3 separate regions of the Homo sapiens genome follow, and regions 2 and 3 are each linked to region 1. A link is a loop called in an ENCODE intact Hi-C map of the cell type or tissue named here. Cell type or tissue: B cell. All regions are shown on one strand. Each heading gives the region's core, and the rest is flanking DNA. Links, peaks and the distances in the headings are about the cores only.

What was found. A loop is a pair of places that touch in the nucleus more often than their neighbours do. Peaks named below come from ENCODE experiments on the same cell type or tissue, not always from the same donor. Only the 100,000 strongest peaks of a DNase experiment are listed, where the experiment ranks them.
Region 2: it touches region 1 in a loop (2.5-fold over the local background); 1 of 110 quality-filtered maps calls a loop at or near these places.
Region 3: it touches region 1 in a loop (9-fold over the local background); 1 of 110 quality-filtered maps calls a loop at or near these places.

The regions. Positions count from the first base shown.
Region 1 is chr5:163,912,295-163,918,725 of GRCh38, forward strand. No RefSeq gene overlaps it. Among named protein-coding and RNA genes, the nearest start is that of LINC03000, 380 kb to the right of the region's middle. RefSeq lists enhancers at 3,067-3,196, 3,279-3,825 and a silencer at 4,177-4,286. In B cell, for the core only: a CTCF peak has its summit at 1,430; DNase peaks (open chromatin) are centred at 1,407, 2,847, 3,547 and 4,237; H3K4me3 peaks cover 3,756 bases; H3K27ac peaks cover 4,865 bases.
Region 2 is chr5:163,974,045-163,980,475 of GRCh38, forward strand. No RefSeq gene overlaps it. Among named protein-coding and RNA genes, the nearest start is that of LINC03000, 320 kb to the right of the region's middle. In B cell, for the core only: no CTCF peak of the experiment used is centred there; no DNase peak of the experiment used is centred there.
Region 3 is chr5:163,723,817-163,730,247 of GRCh38, forward strand. LOC102724458 (a long non-coding RNA gene) reads left to right here. Exons shown (of 6, transcript XR_941167.3): 5 at 331-347. Among named protein-coding and RNA genes, the nearest start is that of MAT2B, 220 kb to the left of the region's middle. In B cell, for the core only: no CTCF peak of the experiment used is centred there; a DNase peak (open chromatin) is centred at 3,405; H3K4me3 peaks cover 1,362 bases; H3K27ac peaks cover 1,799 bases.

The DNA.
Region 1 (6,431 bases), core at 789-5,788:
ACAGTTTTTCCAAGGCTCACGCTGTGTCTATAATTGCCCCTTGTTCTGTCATTAGAGCGCCCTTACAAGTCATTATTTTGAGTCAGCAGAGCTACAGGGAGTATTCTTCCTGATGGTTAGTATAAACTTGAATTGATAACATAAATATCTCCCAGCACAAAACACAAGTAGCAGGTATTTAGATTAGATCTAATAAAGTGTGCAGCTGTTCAGTCTCTTTATGAATCTCAGCTAAAACAATAATCACATCTTTCAATATGGGTTCTCCTTCAGTAGCTCTGTGAAAGAGAAGCTATGTTTTTCTAAATGAATGGACATATGCCCTATTAGAATTTGCCTGTCTGCTTTTATCCTAGATTGTTACTGTTTTTATTTGGCCAAGACCAACATTATTCACATTTCGTGGGATTTTTTCCTTAGTCAGCATGGTATAAAAGTTATTCCACTTTAAATTAGAAGCATCATTTATTCATGTGTTTTGTGGAGGGAGGAGGTATGAGTTTAATGCCAAAATTATATACCAAGTTTGTAGCCTCAAGCACATTTTTAGAAGTATTACCTTTGCTGGGAAAGGAGAATTCAGATGTCCTCCTCAAAAAATGGCAGCTGACAGGGCTCAGATGAGGCTGATAGAGAAGAATGCAATATTTTCTTCACGTGGATCTAGCCCCTGGACAAAAACAAAGTAATGGAAAGAATGGAGAGGGAAGGCCCCAGTGATTTGGAAATATCCATGCACTCAAATGAGGACACTAAGTTGTTTTTTAAAAAGTGACCATATTATGTGAATCAACACCGCTGAGGTCCAATTACTTGGCTTTGGAAAATATATCTTATCTCTTTGAATGTCTTTTCTTAATTGTAAAATGAAGGGATTAGAATGGAGAATGCAAAATAGTGGCCTGTGGTCTGGATCAGATCCATAGAAATGGTTGTGTTTGAGCTATGTCATTAAAAAAAATTAGCTGCTGATTTTTAAAAATTAGATTTCACTTTCTTAGGTTCTTATCTGAATTTCTGTATCAGTTATCTATTACCATGCTAACAGTGGGTAACAAACAACCTTCTATAATCTGCTTATTGAGTCTACTGGCCTGGATTAGCTTTTTTTCATGCAAAAGTAAGTATGAAGTTACTGCATAATTACATTGCTTAGATACAGAAAGAGTGGGGAGGGTCATTTTTGTCATCTACCACATTTTATCACATTTCATATGTGGCAACAATGGGTAAGTCTGGGTAGCAGCTACCAGCTTTAGATGATCATAAATTTGCCAATTTGTGATAATACCTACCCCCTCCTTATTATTTCTCTGAGACTAGGACCAATGATGGTTTGTCATTATCAGGGCACTTTTGCTGTAACTTTCCTTAAATTATATTCTGTACCCATGCCTTTATGAAAAGCGGCCACAAGAGGCACAACAAACTAGCCATATCTTTTTTTTTTACATGCAGATTGCTTCATTCACTTATGCTATTTGCCCAGACTCTGGCGTCATCTGAGTTTGGGACCCAAATGATTTATAATTTTGAAACAGTCTTCAGGACTTTAGAATACAAGTAGAACAAATGCATTGGAAATCTTCACACAGTCTGAATAAACAGAATGTTCATAATGAAACTGTAAAGTTTGTAAAAATATTCCTGCGAAAGCTGGAAAGAGCTGTTAGTTAGAGTGCAAACACACACAATTGATTTGCTCCATAAACATCAATTTAACTTCTACCATGGATAAATATCCATATCCTACAGAGATAATGGATGGGTTTTTAGAAAAAAAAGTGCTAATCCAGGCCAATAGACTAAAAAAAATAAACAGATTAAAAACATCCTTTTTGTTTTTTTCCACATTGCCTTGCATTATGTCTCTCCGAGAAAAGCTTTTGGGCATGAATTGCCAATATCTACCACAAAACATTTATTTTCTCTCTTCTTACTGTCCTCCAGGCTAAGAGAAAGATGTATTCCCAAGCGTTCTGTAAGTCTGTCTTTATCTCTCATTTCTCGCCCCTTTAGGGCCTCAGTCCATTTATTATTCATTGTATTATTCCTTCTTCTTCATGCAGCCTTTTGGATATGTGTGGATATGTATATATATGTATGTATATATACGTATACATACATATATATGCCTATATACAACTTTCTTTTATCACTATGATCACTCTAAGTTATATCATGTTTGCATGTTTTTGTGTGGTAGAGAAGAAGACAATTAGTTTAGGGTAAGATAATTAGCTATGGGGAAGTTAATTTGTTAAAGAGGCAGGCTTGTGGACAGTTAATCTACTTTCATGCCTCAGTTTTGTCATCTGTGTAGTTGGGGATAATGGTTTGTAATGTAAATAGAATACGACCCAAATCATAGTATTAATATTTGCTATTACTATTGTGAATATTACTGCTATTGCTGTTCATGTACCTGTCATTCCAGAAATTGTGTAGAAACACAAAGATAGAGTTAACATGATTTAGGTATGTGCTTTTAGCATCTTTCTATTCCTTCTTTTCACTTGTCCCCCAGCCCCCATTTCCTGTAAAAGGATATTTCTTTGTTTTGCCTCTACATTAGAGTATTTTACTTTTCTTAAATGAATATAATTTAAAAGCTGTTTTTCTCTCTAAAAATATACATACCAACATCCCACTCCATTGCTAGGCTTTGGGAGGAGACTTATGAGCGCTCCTTCCCCCATCCCTCCACACCCTGCTGAAACAGGAGAGTTCCCTTATCTCCCTCACAGGGCGTGTAGTGGCAGGGGTGTGGCCGGTTTCTTCAGTGCCCTGGTGCTCAAAGCCCTAGGGGCAACTTGCAGATGAGCAGATGGTGGGGAGTGTTTTTGGACTCCGACCCCATGGCAACATCTAGGGTTGAGTGTTCACAGCTCCTGAAGCCCCAGTGGGCGTGTGTTACAGTGTGCTCTTTCAGCCTTGCCATCTGCAGGTAGCTTGTGTTAATCAGCTCAATTAGACCCTCTTCCTTACCACAAGGACAGAGGGCTTTCTGTATCCTGGGTTCTTTCCCTTGTGTACTGGAAAAATCGGATCACACGGGGGCTTGGAGAATGAGTGCAAGATTTTATTGAGTGGTGAGGGTAGCTCCCAGTGAGATGGATGGGGAGCCAGAAGGGGGATGGGGTGGGAAGGTGCTCTTCCCCTGGAGTCGATCCTGCCCAGCGGCCAAACTCTCCTCCAGATGCCCCTGGCTGAATTGGCATCCACGTTGTTCGGCCATCACTGGCCTGCCGGTGTCTGCTGGTGTGTTCTTCTGCTCCTCTCAATGTCCAGCCGCCTGTGTGTGTGCCTGCTACGGTCCAGGGTTTTTATGGGCACAGGATAGTGGGTGTGGTGGGCGAAAAGGCAACATTTTGGGCACAGAAACAGAAATGCCTGTCCTCATTTAGGTCCGTGGGCACAGATCTGAGGGTGGAGCCCTCACCAGGGACCCCACCCTTCTCTACCCAGCACTTCCCTGCCCCCCGTCCGGTATCACTTCTAGAGTGAGGGAGATTGCTCTGTAAACCAGCCTAATTGCTCTCCAGGAAGCTCTAGCCTTGTGGTAAGCTCAAGGTTCCCTTTTGCAGTCAGTTTGAAATATGACACCCTGGTAAATTCTATGCTTCACTAAGGACATTACATTTCTCCCCAGAGTAGGAGTCCTGTGACCCTCGATCGTTTTAGTGCCAATACAGTGCCTTTGTGTGGTGGCTTCACCATCGCTAGCAAGGCCATATCAACCCTCTCTATGGCATAAACACATAGAGAGGGATGCATTATTGTTCCTTAGTTGGTGATTTTCAATGAGCAAATATAAGCATCCAGGACAGTTTATGTCCCCTTAGTATGTTACAAAAGACCTCTATTATTACCTAGAGCAGCGTGTGTTCTGCAGATAACCCATTCAGAGGGTTATTTTGCCAAAAAAACAAAACAAATCCTTCCTCAAATGTATTTGTGAAGTGTTGCAAGTTGCTGTCCTCAGAGTGATTTGATTACAAACAAAGGATCTCTGGCTACCAAGCCTGAGTGGAATTCTGTGGAAGGATATGTGGCAGCTCAGAGCACTGAAGGAGGCCTGAACCTCTAGGCCCTGGGAAGGAAGGGGAACCCCTTAGCAGGAATAAAGTAGTGATGCTTCATGGCCCTAAGTTTTACCTCTGTGTCCATCTGCTAAAAGTGGCACATTCCTCAGAGGGAGAACCTGATTTGCCTACACTGGGTCATTTTGAGACAGGCAGGCTGTCTGGTTTCCTGTTTTGCTGTGGTTTAGAGGAGAAGGAACAAGCCTCTTACCCAAGCTGTAGCTTACCCAACTTCCAGCCAATCAGCAACAAAAGACCCAAGAAGCCATTAACCTCAAGTCCCTGGTTTAGCGGGTTAGGGACTGCTCCAGGGTCCTGTCTGCGCAGTTCAACTTAAAGTTACCCCTCCCTCATTTTAATGCTAAAGATCATACCCAAGGATGGGGATTTAAAATTTCATTATGTTACATGAGATGTATGAAGAAACATGTAAGGCCACTATGCAAGCACCAGAGAAGCCCCTCCTATACATGCCCTGCTGAAACCCTTTCTTTCCCATAGAAAGGCCCTATAAAACTAATCTACATACTACCCTGAGGGAGCAGCCATATCTACTAGTTTAGAAAAGGGTGGTATGAACTGAACGCTCTGATAAAAAAAATCCCAGTGCAAGCAGCATTTTGCTCCCAAAAGGAAAAGTAGGGGTGATGAGGGAGGAACAGACATGCATGTATCACACACCTCCCTTTTGGAGTTTCACAATGCACATTTCCTCTGAATACTCTTGACAGTGAAGAAATCTGTTCAACAACATTTAACTTACCCCTTTTCATATTTTTTGTTTTTGTGTAGTATCTATTACCCTCAGAAGAAACTAGTACACCATTGTATACCCCCTGGAAATGCTGACATATCTCTTGGACATCACACTTTAATCTTTGATTGGATTCCTCCTATCTCTATATTGCTATTTCTTAATCCTTTGATAGGATTATCTTAACAGTGTCCCATTTTTAAAGATAACCACTATGGGTAATATGGGTGTTCATTTCTTAATCACTTTGAATTTAAAAAGTGTTTTTAAAGGTGCTGTTTGGGGGCCATCTGTCTTTCTTCCCTCCTCTGTGCCATTGTCCCGGTCTACGATGCTTCTCCCATTTCTGAAGTCCTTTGGAAAGTCGTTTGTACTCTCTGGCTCATCTTTGCACACTTCACTCTCAGCTTTGAGGCCATACACGAATATGGCTCCTGACAAAACCTTCTTTCTCAGGACTTTCTGTTTTTCTTGTTGTTGTTGACCTCGAACCCTTTCTTGCGTCTCAAGTGGACGTATTCTGTAAATACTGCCACTCACAGGGTGGCCCCCACTTGCCCTGCATCTCACTGCTGTCTCATTCTTTTGTGCATGTGTCACTTTACTTATTGATTATTTGATCTTTCTTCCATCCAGGGTACCTTAGATATACTTTTTCAGGTCGTTTCAGGATTTGACTTGTAATAGCAAATTCTGAGTTGACAGCAACTCTGGAAGGAGAGAGAGATGATTCACACAGATTATAACAGTAATAACTGTTTACCAGGTATGAGGCCATCCAGTAGTCTGGGGGATATAACTCAAAACACCAAATTTCAAAATACAGGCAAATGTGTGCATGACTAATGCTTGTTTAATGACTGCTTACTAATGCAATGGTTACTGTCAGGTGATCATCTAACTGGTAGGTAAGTGATGATCATCTTTTATGGGGGGGTTATTTACATCTATCAAGTTGTTTTCATAAGCCTTCCTTTAGGTTTCCTTTCTATCAGTTTCCCACAGCCCATCTCTCATTCTGCTCTTGTATTTCATTTCTTTTGCTTTAAAATTGGAAAGGGACAAAAATTGGCTTCAGAAAATGGACACCTGTTTTATTCCCTCTCTCCTCAAGGCCAAGATAGTTTATTACACTCTACCTTTTTATATTTATTTAACAAAACTCCTAGTAGCAATATAAGGAGAAAGAAAGATAAACCCTTCCAACTCTGGTTTTTGACAGTTTCTCAGTGACATTCTCTATTTATTATACAGTGATGGAGGATAGAATTGAAAGGACTTGCTTGAGTCCTGTCCCCTGGCTTTATGCCATGTATCTAATCTTTTCTAATAGACATCCAGGCTTTGTCTGAATCAGATCAGTAGACACAGTGTTTCAATGTCACTGTTGATGTTCCCTCTGTGGATCTTCTAATATGGTTCCTGACTTGAGTTTGGGAGATGGGAGGGGCTGCTGGAAGATCAGGGCAAACCAAAACTAGGTATGGAGAACTTGATACTTCTGAGTATTCTTTGTGACCCTTTAAACGAATGTCATTAATTTCCAATTCTAAATATCAACGATGGCAAACATTTACTGAGACCTTTCTGGG
Region 2 (6,431 bases), core at 771-5,770, 62 kb after region 1:
CCAAATGGATTGAGGTTTATATCTAAGTCCAAAGCAGAGAATGGATATCGAGAAGGCATTTGCTATTGAAACCTAGACAAACTCAGGTAAAGTAACCCAGAATCACATGGCAAACGAAAGGCTGACCCAGGCTTTGGGCTAGGTCTGTCTAACTGCAGAGCAGTACTCTCTTGACTCTACTCAACGATCAGAAAATTAAGGAGTATTGATTTTGTTGCTGAACTGCTCTGTGAGTTGACAATGAAGTTGCATGACAAAAAATATAAGAACCATAACATTCAAGCAGACTTCGAGAAAAACAAATTCACTTTATTTATTACCGATAAGGATAGAAAAAATGTGCTTAACACAACAGGCAAAAAATTAGAAATGCAATTTGTGAATTTGACACAGAAACTTGTTTTGCTATAGGTACTCATTTTTTTCACTGTAACGTGCACAGGTATGAGAAGTGTAATTATATATATATATATATATATATATATATATATATATATATATTCTTTTCCTGTCTTTAAAAGGACATACTTTTTTCGTGGTGATAGTAATTAAAATCCATCCTTTAAAAAAATTTCAGGTATACAATATAGTATTATTAACTGTAATCACCATGCTGTACATTAGATCTCCAGAACTTATTCATCCTGCATAACTGGAAAATTATACCCTTTGGCCAATATTTCCCCATTTTGTCCAATCCCCCAGCTCTTGGCAACCACCATTCTATTTTCTACTTCTATGAGTTAGACTTTTTTAGTTCCACATATAAATGAGATCATATAGTATTTTTCTTTCTGTGTCTGGCTTATTTTTTCTTAGCATTATGTCTTCCAGGTTCTCCTATGTAGTCACGACTGGCAGAATTTCCTTCTTTTCTATGGTATGACTGAATAATAGTCTTTTATATGGATATAGATGAATAAATATCCCATTTTCTTTATCCATTCATCTATCAATTATACCTCAATAAAACTGGAGAGAAAAAGATCAGAAAAGGACATACAGTTTAATGAAATGGCTTAAATTTCATTTCTAAAATTGTTCCAATTTTTTTTAATTTAAAAGCTACAATTGTCAAAAACATCATTAACAATCTAAATGTTCTAGAATAGAAGATGAGTTGGAACAATTGAAGCTTTTTTTCTATGCAGATGGGAATTAGCTGAGCCAGCATAGTCTTTGGTTCAGAAAGGCTAAATGTCTACTTTGATGTTATTCAGCTATTAACTAGTAGAGCCAAGAATTGACCTGAGGTTCATTATATCTTTTTCTTTTTCGTTAGATTTGCTTGGGTTTTATCTTCTTTACCATTTTCTAAAGCTTATTTTCTTATTGATGTCCTTATTATTTGTATTGACTTTTAGTGTTCAATATATTCCTTTTGCTTTCCTAGGTGCTTAACTAATATTTATTGAATAAATAAATGGATAATCACTCTGGTTATTGTTGGCATATAGACCATATATATATATGTATATACACACATATATATATATAGATGACCCTTGAACAAAACAGATTTGAATTGTGCGGGTCCACTTATTCATGGATTTTCTTCTGCCTCTGCCATCCCTGAGAGAGCAAGACCAACAATTCCTCATCCTCCTCTTCAGCCTACTCGACCTAAAGATGATAAAGATGAAGACCTTTATGTTAATCCACTTCCAATGAATGAATAGTAAATATATTTTCTCTTCTTTATAATTTTCTTAATAACATTTTCTTTTCTCTAGCTTACTTTGTAATGAGAATACAGAATAAAATACACATAACACACAAAATATTTGTTAATCAACTGCTTATGTTATTGGGAAGGCTCCCAGTCAACAGTAGGCTATTAATAGCTAAGTTTGGGGGGACTCAAAAGTTACATGTGGATTTTCAGCTGCATGAGGGTCAGCACCCCAATCCCTGCATTGTTCAAAGCTCAACTGTATGTGTATATGTGTGTGTGTGTATATATGAGTGTGTATATATGTATATATGTACAGATACACACACATATATATTCGGTTATCTCATGATACATTACATTGTCTTTTTTAATATAACAATTTAATTGAGATATAAGTCATTGGCTATACAATTCACTCATTTTAAAGTATAAAATTCAATGGTTTTCAGTGTATTAACAGACTTGTACATCCATCCCTACAGTCAATTTTAGAACATTTTCATCACTCCAAAAAGAAACTCCATATTGATTAGCAGTCATTCTCTAGTCATCTCTGCCCCACCACCATTAAAGAGTACCTAATTTAATTTCTGTTTCTGTAGATTTGCCTATTTTGATATTTCATACAAATTGAATCATACAATATGTAATCTGCCCTGACAGACTTCTTTCACTTAGCGTTATATTTACAAGGTTTATTCCAGTTGTAGCACATTCAGTACTTCATTTATTTTTATGGCCACATAATATTTCATTGTATGGATATGCCACATTTTATTTATTCATCTATCAGTTTTAGGACATTTGGGTTTTTTTCTACATTTTTAGGTATTTTAATTACTGGTGCACTAATGTACAAGATTTTGGTGGGAATGCATGCTTTTATTTCTCCTGGGTATATACCTGGGTTGGAATTGCTGTGTCCTATGGTAACTCCATATTTAACTTTTTGAGGAGCTACCAGACTGTTTGCCAAAGTGGCTGCCTCATTTGCCATTTCTACCAGCAGTGTAGAGGTTCCGTTTGTCATTGTTTTAATGTTGTTTATCATTAAATATGTGCTTTCCTAGCAATGTTGTATAAAGTTTGGAGGAGATTTCCTGATATTCTTAAAGGAAGAAAAGTCATTCTCCTTGGAGGAAATCCAAATTGATCACAGGTTGGTCAGGAGATGTTTGACTAATGAGGTCAATGAACATCAGAAATGACTGGAATCTTTTCCAAAGAGGGCGTGAGAAGAGGGCTGTGAAATGCCCAAAGACATATTTGAATGTTTGAGGTCAAGAATTCATGGATGAACACCATCTATAGTGTTTTCATGCTTTCCACAGAGTTAGAGTTTGGTTTATCTTACGTCAGGGAATTCCCTATGAAAAACACTTTGAAATTTTGTATTTTTTTTAGTAGCCATCAATAAGTCTGTAAATATTATTGATTCGTTCAACAGAGATGGGGCCTACAAATATACGTTTGGTGAAAGACCTCAAATGTGTCCCATAAAATCTCAGCATTTGGATCATTATTGTATGCAGTATTTCCTGGAGAGAATGGCTTAAGATGAAGACTAACATTCATTTTCAAGATCCTTTGTTGGAAGCTTAACCAATTGGATTAACTTAAAAGAGTGTGCTGGGCATGGTGACTCACACCTGTAATCCCAGCACTTTGGGAGGCTCAGGAGGGTGGATCACTTGAGGTCAGGAGTTTGAGACCAGCCTGGCCAACATGGTGAAACGCTGTCTCTACTAAAAATACAAAAATTAGCCAGGTGTGGTGGCGCATGTCTGTAATCCCAGCTACTCGGGAGGCTGAGGTGGGAGAATCGCTTGAACCCGGGAGGCAGAAACTGCTGTGAGTCGAGATTGTGACACTGCACTGCACTGCACTGCACTGCAGCCTGAGTGACAGAGTGAGACTGTGTCTCAAAAAAAAAAAAAAAAAAAAAAAAAAAAGACTGCTGGCCAAAATGACATTTAACAAAATTCAAAATGCAGAACAGAGGCACATTGTTTATTTAGTAAAATCCTACAAGGAATGAAAACTTTATCACTAGATGCAATGAAATCTGGCAATGACCAAATTGTGTGTTTGGATTCTTTCTAGTTTGATCTTCTAGGAAGACGGTTAATTTTTTGTCACAAGAAAGAAAAGAGCAACAGAAACAACAAAATAATAAATAACTCAAAAGGATCTCAAAATACTTTTTGTAATAAATGTATAAGCAAATAATATGGGATATTATTTTTATCTGTAAATATTATATTTTGACATAATACGCTAAAGGTAAATTTCTCCTTTAGAAGCTACATCTTTTCAGAGAAGATCTCACTAACAAAGCAAGAGTAGAAATTTTTGTTGTTATTTTTGCAAGTCTTGACACCGCTTTTCTTGTTAGACTTCTATAAATTCACGAAACAACTTTTGCAATAATCTGTTATTAGGATTAAAAAAAGTATCTTTGCCTCTCTATTGCTGGTTTAAGGTACATTTCCAAATTCTTTTTTTCTTTCATCAGAAGACAGGAAGACATCATTCATAATTTTCTGTCTAGCTAGTTTTCTTGCTTTTATCTATGGCCTCTTTCAAGCACTCCTTTGAGGCACTAAATCCGTTTAATACTTTTGCTATGAATGAGCCTTGTTAAATAAGACCATCGAGCTTTTACCATTTGCCAATTTTTCATGCCTTCTGGTATGTATTGGCTAGATTTCACAAACTATTTGAAAAGTAATCCTTAGTAAGATGATTTTAATGGTAACAAATTACATCCATGACACTTCTGTATAACAGTAAAAATCACCAACTCTTAAGTTTGGGTCCAAAATATATAACATATTCAAAAATAAATTAAAAACAGGTATTTCAATGTACAGTTCATTGGTGATGAATGAAATGCATAATGTATGTGGAAATCATTGATTGAATTAGCACTTAGAGGAGAGATGGAGATGGAGTTAAATTTTAGTTACTTAGGGGAAAATCCTTTTACTTAAAAGCCTTGGGAATACAAAATAAATAGCAGCATAAATAATTTTACAAAGCATCAATAATAAATGCACTGAATAAAAGGAAAATGACCAGATCAAGTCCAGTCATGAGATATCTCAAAGTAAAGTTTTATAAGGGGAAAAAAAGGAAATGTGTAGATGTTGCTGATGACTTCAGGGAATCTTTGTGATGTGGATTCTGTTTTGTTTTGTTTTGTTTTGTTTTGTTTTGCTGTCGAAGTGTGTGTGTTGTGTGTGAACTGAATAGGCCACAGAAAGATAAAATTAAACATGTTGAAACAGGAGAATTTCCTGATCCTCCTCACAGAACATGCTACAGGGGTGTGGCTCGCCTGTTCAGTCTCCCCTGCTGCTGCTCAAACTCCTGACAGGAGGGGGAGCACGCAGACAGGCAGGTGCAAAAGCCAGGGTGAGTGCTTTGGGCTCTGGCCCCTTGGGAGTGTCTAGGGGTGAGTACCTGCGGCCCCAGTGTTACAATGCTCTTTTAGCCTTACCATCCACAGACTGCTTAAGTGTTAACCAGCTCAATGGACTCTCTACCTTTTAGCAAGGGCAGAGGGCCGGTGTGACAGCTTTCTGTATACCAAACTCTTGCCCAGAGTCCTGGAAGTATCGGGTCACACATGGGCTTGAAGGATGAATGCAGGGTTTTTTTTTTAGTTTTTTATTTTTTATTTATTTTATTTTATTATTATTATACTTTAAGTTTTAGGGTACATATGCACAATGTGCAGGTTTGTTACATATGTATACATGTGCCGTGTTGGTGTGCTGCACCCAATAACTCGTCATTTAGCATTAGGTATATCTCCTAATGCTATCCCTCCCCCCTCTGCCCACCCCACAGCAGTCCCCGGAGTGTGATGTTCCCCTTCCTGTGTCCATGTGTTCTCATTGTTCAATTCCCACCTATGAGTGAGAACATGCAGTGTTTGCTTTTTTGTCATTGTGATAGTTTGCTGAGAATGATGGTTTCCAGTTTCATCCATGTCCCTACAAAGGACATGAACTCTTCATTTTTTATGGCTGCATAGTATTCCATGGTATATATGTGCCACATTTTCTTAATGCAGTCTATCGTTGTTGGACATTTAGGTTGGTTCCAAGTCTTTGCTATTGTGAATAGTGCCGCAATAAACATACGTGTGCATGTGTCTTTATAGCAGCATGATTTATAGTCCTTTGGGTATATACTCAGTAATGGGATTGCTGGGTCAAATGGTATTTCTAGTTCTAGATCCCTGAGGAATCCCCACACTGACTTCCACAATGGTTGAACTAGTTTACAGTCCCACCAACAGTGTAAAAGTGTTCCTATTTCTCCACATCCTCTCCAGCACCTGTTGTTTCCTGACTTTTTAATGCAGGGTTTTATTGCGTGGTGGAGGTGGCTCTCAGTGGGATAGATGGGGAGCTGAAAGTGGGGTAGAGTGGAAGGATGATCTTCCCCTGGAGCCTGGCCGTCCGGCAGCCAAACCCCTCTCCTACCACCCCCAGTCGAACTCCTCTTGGCATTGGGACGTTCCTCTTCCTCTCTCTCTGCTGCGTTGTTCTGCCGTTCATCTGCCTGTTTCCTCATCTCCTCATCTGCTTGTCTGCTTCTGGAGCCTGGGGTTCAGGGTTTATATGAGTACAGGATAAGGTGGAGTGGCAGGCCAAAAGGCAGCTTTTTGGGAGCAAGAACAGAAATGCCTGTCCCCATTTAGGAACGTGGATCTCCAAGCTTGAGGGTGGAGCCTTTGCTAGGG
Region 3 (6,431 bases), core at 907-5,906, 190 kb before region 1:
AATCTTACTGTCTTATCCCTAACTGTGTCAGACATTTTAATTTTTATAGATCTGGTGGGTGTGAAATGGTATCAAGTTATGGTTTGAATTTGAATCTACTTAATGACTTTTAGCATCTTTTCATGTATTTATATGTTTGTTGGTCAGTTACATTTATTTACACTTAAGTAAATTGCTTATTTTTATCTTATCAGTTCTCAATTGGGTTTTCTTTTTTGATTCATAGGAGTTTTAAAAATATTCTGGATACTAATCCTTTGTCATTTTGTGTTTCATATCTTTTCCCTGGTTATGATTTTGACTATCACTTTTCCTGATGTATCATTGAAGAAGTTCACAATTTTAAGGTAGTCAAATCTATTTGTCTTAATTTTGTTCCTATGATTTGTTTAAAAACTTACTCTTTATGCAGAAAACAGAACTATTCTCTGATTTTTTTTTCTAGAAGGTGTTTAAGGCTTTGTCTTTAACATTTAAGTTTTTATTATACATAAGTATCACATATGTACCTATATATAAAATTATATATGTATACACACATTTTACTGAGGTTTAATTCACATATAATAAAATACATACCTATTTAAAGTGTATAGTTTGGGTTTTGACAAATGCATACACTCGTAACCACTACCACAAGCAAGAGGTCGAATATTTGCATCACCTCAAAAAGCTCCCTTTACAGTCTGTTGCTCCCAAGTCACCTGGCCCCAACCAACCACTTATCTGTTGAATAACCAGAGATTAGTTTTGTCTTTTATAAGAATTTCATATAAACGGAAACTTACAGTGTGTATTATTTTGCATCTGGCTTCTTTCACTCAGCATAATGTAAATGAGATTTATCCATGTTGTTGTATGTAGCAGTAGCTGTTTCCTTCTTACTTTCTATTTGCTGAGTCTCATTCTATTCTATTGTGGGATAGTCCATAATTTGTGCATCTATTTACCCATTAATAAACTGTTGCAGTTTTTTTTAAATTATTTTGAAAAAAGTTGTCATGAATATTTGTATTCAAGTTGTTGTATGAGCATATGTTTATATATCTTGAAAAAACAGCCAGGAATAATAAGTTAATATTTAACTTTATAAAAAACTACCAAAATATTTCAAAAGTAGTCCTATTTTGTATTCCACCAGCCATGTATGAGAATTCAAGTTTCTTCACATTCTCTCCCACACTTGGTATTGATAGTCATTAATTTTAGGCATTTGAATGTGTGTTTAGTAATATCTCATTGTGGCTTCTGTTTGCAGGAAATTGGTTTTTGTGATGTATGGGAGGGATTCAATTTCATTCTTTTTTTTCATCTGATCAACCAATTGTCTCAGTACCATTTAGTATATAATACAAAATTCCTCATCGATATGCAATGATAGTTCTATCATATCCTGAGATGATACTAAAACTGTAAAAACTGCTATGAAAATGGGCACTCTACTTTTTATAGAGCTTGGAGTAAAATGTAAAAGTTTAACAGGCATATTTAATTTCATGCTTTAAGTTAATCAATATTTTAATAAGCTTCCTTTAGAAATTAGAATGCTTGTTAGTAAAGTCATCACTTATTCAACCCTAACTTATTCTCTTCTTGCTCAGTGTCTTATCTATTTTTTTCTCTTTTAAAAAATTCTTAGCCTTGAAGCTTTAGATGTGTTTTTTAAAAATCCTATATTTTATCTATAATTTTCAGTGGTCTATACTTCATCTGTACTCCAGATATGTGGTTAACAATATTGCTGGCTGTGAACGTCCTCTTCGTTTTAAGATTTATTCTTCCTCTGAGTAAAAGAGAAGTAGGTGTCCTAGAGAGAGAATTTGAAAAATATGGAAAAAATGAAAGTATGAAGGTGAAAACTAAAAATCACCTGTAATCTTTCCTCCCAGACATAATCATAATCTGCATTTTTAGTTTCCATTTGTTTATCAAAATTAGACATACAAATGTTAAAGAAAAAGTAATTTGGAATCATTTAGTGTTCAAGGTTAGTCTTTAGCACTTTCTCCTTCTCAATTATATCTTTAGTGTACGCTTTAACATTCTTTAAGTATGTAGTTTGTGCTAGAAGCATTATTAAGACTTTTGCATTTGACTACTGTTAAATTGTAAAATTAAAACCTAATGAAAAGTATTTACAGAATTGTGACTGTATATTTGGAAATTTTAATATAAATAAAATTATTTTAAGACATAAGGCCAATAATAAAATATATGTAGCTATAGTCACAATTGGGAAAATATGTTGTAAAATACATGATTTGCAATATTATTTGAGTTAAGAACTATGTTTGGTCTATTTCTGAGTCAAGAATGTTAAATTGTGCTAATGTTTAGTTTTATATCACATTTTTTAGTAGAAACCCTATAGTGCAGTAAATAGTGTAAATTGAATTAATTTGTTTTTATGTTTCCATGACAAAATTTATACTTTCATCTTCAAAGTAGATGCTTCAAATTTATTTTCTAATATTTAAATTCCCTAGTTAAGAGTGGAGACAAGAAGATTTAAAATGTCTAATCTCTTAGGGTTTAGAAATACAAGCAATTATTGTGTGTGTTGGATTTATTACTTTTGTAGATTAAAATCAATGGGATTTTTGCAATTAATGACAAAATTGCATATAATGGTCTTTTGGTATTAATAGACTTAGTAAGCCATCTGTAGCAGTTTTCAATTCTCAACATAATTGCATAGAGTAGTTTGTTTTCCAAGGAAAAATCTCTAGACAAACTATGCCTCATTTTACTTCTATTTTAAGCTAATCCCCTGACTGAATCTTAGATGTATGAGTTACTCTTCTTTGAAGATTTGGGAGTTTGCAGAAGTGTGGAGATAATAAAATCATGATTTGATAAGTTGCATACTGTTCAGGGATGGCAGGTTCTTCCTATACCAATGTCAGTGTTTTATTGTTTCTGTATGTGTGTGGGTGGGGTAGGGGAAAGGTGAAAATAACATTCTCTCCTTCCATTTGGGTGCACAAGTTTATCATTTAGACTTAAGAATGTGTCATCTATCTAGAAATCAGTTGGATGAAATGGAATCTGTGAACTCACATTTAGTTATGTGACACAGATGGTCATTTTTCTCCTAACATGTCAATGTGTGCCTGTGAATGAAATCCAAAGACCCTTTTGTTTTTCCTAGTGTGAACTTCAGGTACAAGAGTTGAGTTGTTCTTACTCAATTCATAGTAATCTCATTGTTATATTTTGGTTGTTTGACTCTCCAAATCTCGTTGAAATTTAATCCCTAATGTCAGATGTGGGGCCTAATAGGAGGTGATTGGGTCACGGGTGCAGATCCCTCATGAAAGTCTTGGTGCTGTCTTCGCTGCAGTGAGTGAGTTCTTGCTCTATTGGTTCCCAGAGAGCTGGTTGTTAAAAAGAGCCTGGCACCTCCCTCCTCTCTCTTACTTCCTCTCTTGCCATGTGATTTCTGCACAGACCTGCTCGCTTTCATTTTCCCTGAGTGGAAAAGCCTGAAGCTTTCATGAGATGCCCAGTCTTCTGGCCAGCAGAATTGTGAGCCAAAATGGACTGTTTTTCTTTATAAATTACCCAGTCCCAGGTATTTCTGCACAGCAACACAAACTGAATTAAGACACTTATCATTGCTTTACCTTTTATCTTCTACGGTGTTTTCTTTCTTTTATCTTCTACCCTGATTCTAACCTATATATAGGCATCATCTTCATTGAATTTAACATATAACATACCATGTTATATGTTGTTCATATGTTCATTTAGGTATATGTCTGTAACAAACATGCTGCTTTATTTTGGGGTGTCTTCAGTTTATGTAGATGATTTTATGCTACAAAATACACTCCTAATATTTTCTCTCAACATTAAAAATATTTATTATTAAATATTATTTGTTATTTTATGTTTCCATTATATGTATTTATTACATTTTACTTACCCATTCATTTAGTGATCAAAACCTTGTAGGCCTCCAGCATCTTGGTATGAGAAAAAATGCTTTAACTATCATCTTCATATGTGGCTCACTCTTTAAGGACGATTGTTGAGTGCTGGGATGTTCTCACACTCAATGTTCTTCCACCAGTAGTTCACGAGGCTTTCAGTAGTTGATGCTATCTGACCTTTTACATTTTGCCATTCTAATAATGTATGTAAAGTGGCATCTCCTTTTAATTCGCATTTCTCTGATTACTAATAAGGCTAAACATCATATTCTTATAAACCATTTAAGGTTTTCATTTTTGTAAATTGCCTATTCATAGCCTTGCTCATTTTACTTATAGATTTCCATTTTTTTCTTGATGATTTATGAGAATTCCTTTTATATTTTTGTACTTATTCCCTTGACTGTCTTAAACATTGTGAATGTCTTCCATTAGTCTGTCATTCATATTTTGTTTATGACATGCTTCACTGAACATGAATCTTTCATGAAATTTGATTGCATTAAAATTAATTTTTCCCTTTATAGTATCTATTTTGACTATTTTAAAAACTGATTTCCTAATCTACCCCCAAGGTCTCAAATATATTCTTTTGTATTTTTTCTTTAGCTTTATAGTTTTGTATATACTGTGTTTTTCCATTTATATACAGAATTTACTTCATAATGCATCTTATTCCTACTGATTTATGATGCCTCTTTATTACAAAACTAATATATTGTTTCCCACTGGCTTAATAGTCTATTCTTGCACCAATTACTACCTATTTATTGATCCATCTCTATCTATTCATCTATCCATCTGTCTATTCTATCAACTATCTTTAATTGTTTGGCTTCGTAATATCTGCTAAAGCAAGTTATTCATTTTCTTTTTCTAAACTGTCCTGCTGACTGATTCTGTGTTCTTACTTATAATTGTGGGAAGAGCCTATGAAATTGCAAATTTTACTCAATTCTGTTTTTGGAATGACATGATATAAATAGAGTAGTCTGAGTGACAATTGATGTGTTTTAACCATTTAATGGTTTCATCCTTGAACATAGCATAACTTTCTACTCAGTTTTAAAAATCTTTAATAGAGTTATTTTTTCCTGCACTTGTTAGGAAGACATTTTATTTATTTGTTTTTCAACTTTTGAGTTCAGGGGTACATGTGCAGGTTTGTTATATAGGTACACTTGTGTTATGGGCGTTAGTTGTATAAATTATTTCATCACCCAGGTGTTAAGCCTAGTACCCATTAATTATTTTTCCTGATCCTCTCCCTCTTCCCTCTCTCCACCCTCCTATAGGCCCCAGTGTGTGTTGTTCCCCTCTATATGTCCATGTTTTCTTATCATTAAGTTCCCATTTATAAGTGAGAACATGTGGCATTTGGTTTTCTATTCCTGCATTAGTTTGCTGAGGATAACGGTTCCACCCATGTCTGTGCAAGGACATGATCTCATTCTTTTTTATGGCTGCATAATATTCCATGGTGTATATGTACCACATTTCTTTACTCAGTCTAACATTGATGGGCATTCCATATCTTTGCTATTGTGAATAGTGTTGCAATGAACATATGCATGCCTGTGTCTTTATAATAGAAAAATTTATATTCTGTTGGGTATATATCTTGTAATAGGATTGCTAGGTCAAATGATAGCTCTGTTTTTCAGTCTTTGAGGAATCACTACACTGAAGAAAACATTTTATTTAGGGTGATTCCTAGATATTTATTTGATATTTTGCTGTGGCAGTGACTAGTATTTTGTTTTCTATTATATAATTTAGTTAGTTGTATTGGTAAAGATATGTCTATGGATATTCTTATTAATAGTTTACTTACAAGATTTCATAAACTTATTAGTAAAAGTATCTACTTTCTTCAATGTTCTAGGTAAGAAATAATATAATCTAAAAATTACAATTTCACCTTCTTCAAAATCTTCATACTTCTAACCTATTTTCTTTGTTTTGTGGCATTAATCAAGTCTTCTAGTACTACATTAAATAGTGGTGGTATTTCTGATATTGTACTATTGATTATGTATTTGCTGTAGAATTTTGGGCAGATATTTATCAAGTTAGGAGAGCCTTCTATTGTTTCAGTTTTTCTCAGTTTTTTTGTTGCTTTGTTTTGTTATTTGGTTTTCTTTAAATAATCCTGTAAAGTATTGAGATTTTTCAGATGCCTCCCTGCATCCATTGGAATGATCATATATTTTTTCTGCTTTAGACCATTAATATGGGGCATTATGACGACTAGATTTTCTTATGTTACAGTTGCTACATTCCTGGGATAAAATCTGTTTGACTGTGATACAGACATTTTAATATAGCATTAGAACAGTAAATGTATATCTTATTTAGGATTTTGGGATCTATGTTCACATACTAAAATGATCCTATAATGTCATTTTCTTATATCCAGGCTTTGGTTTGAGGTTAATAATTAGCTTTGTTATATGATCAGGAAGCTTACATTCTTTTTCTACTTACTAGAATTTT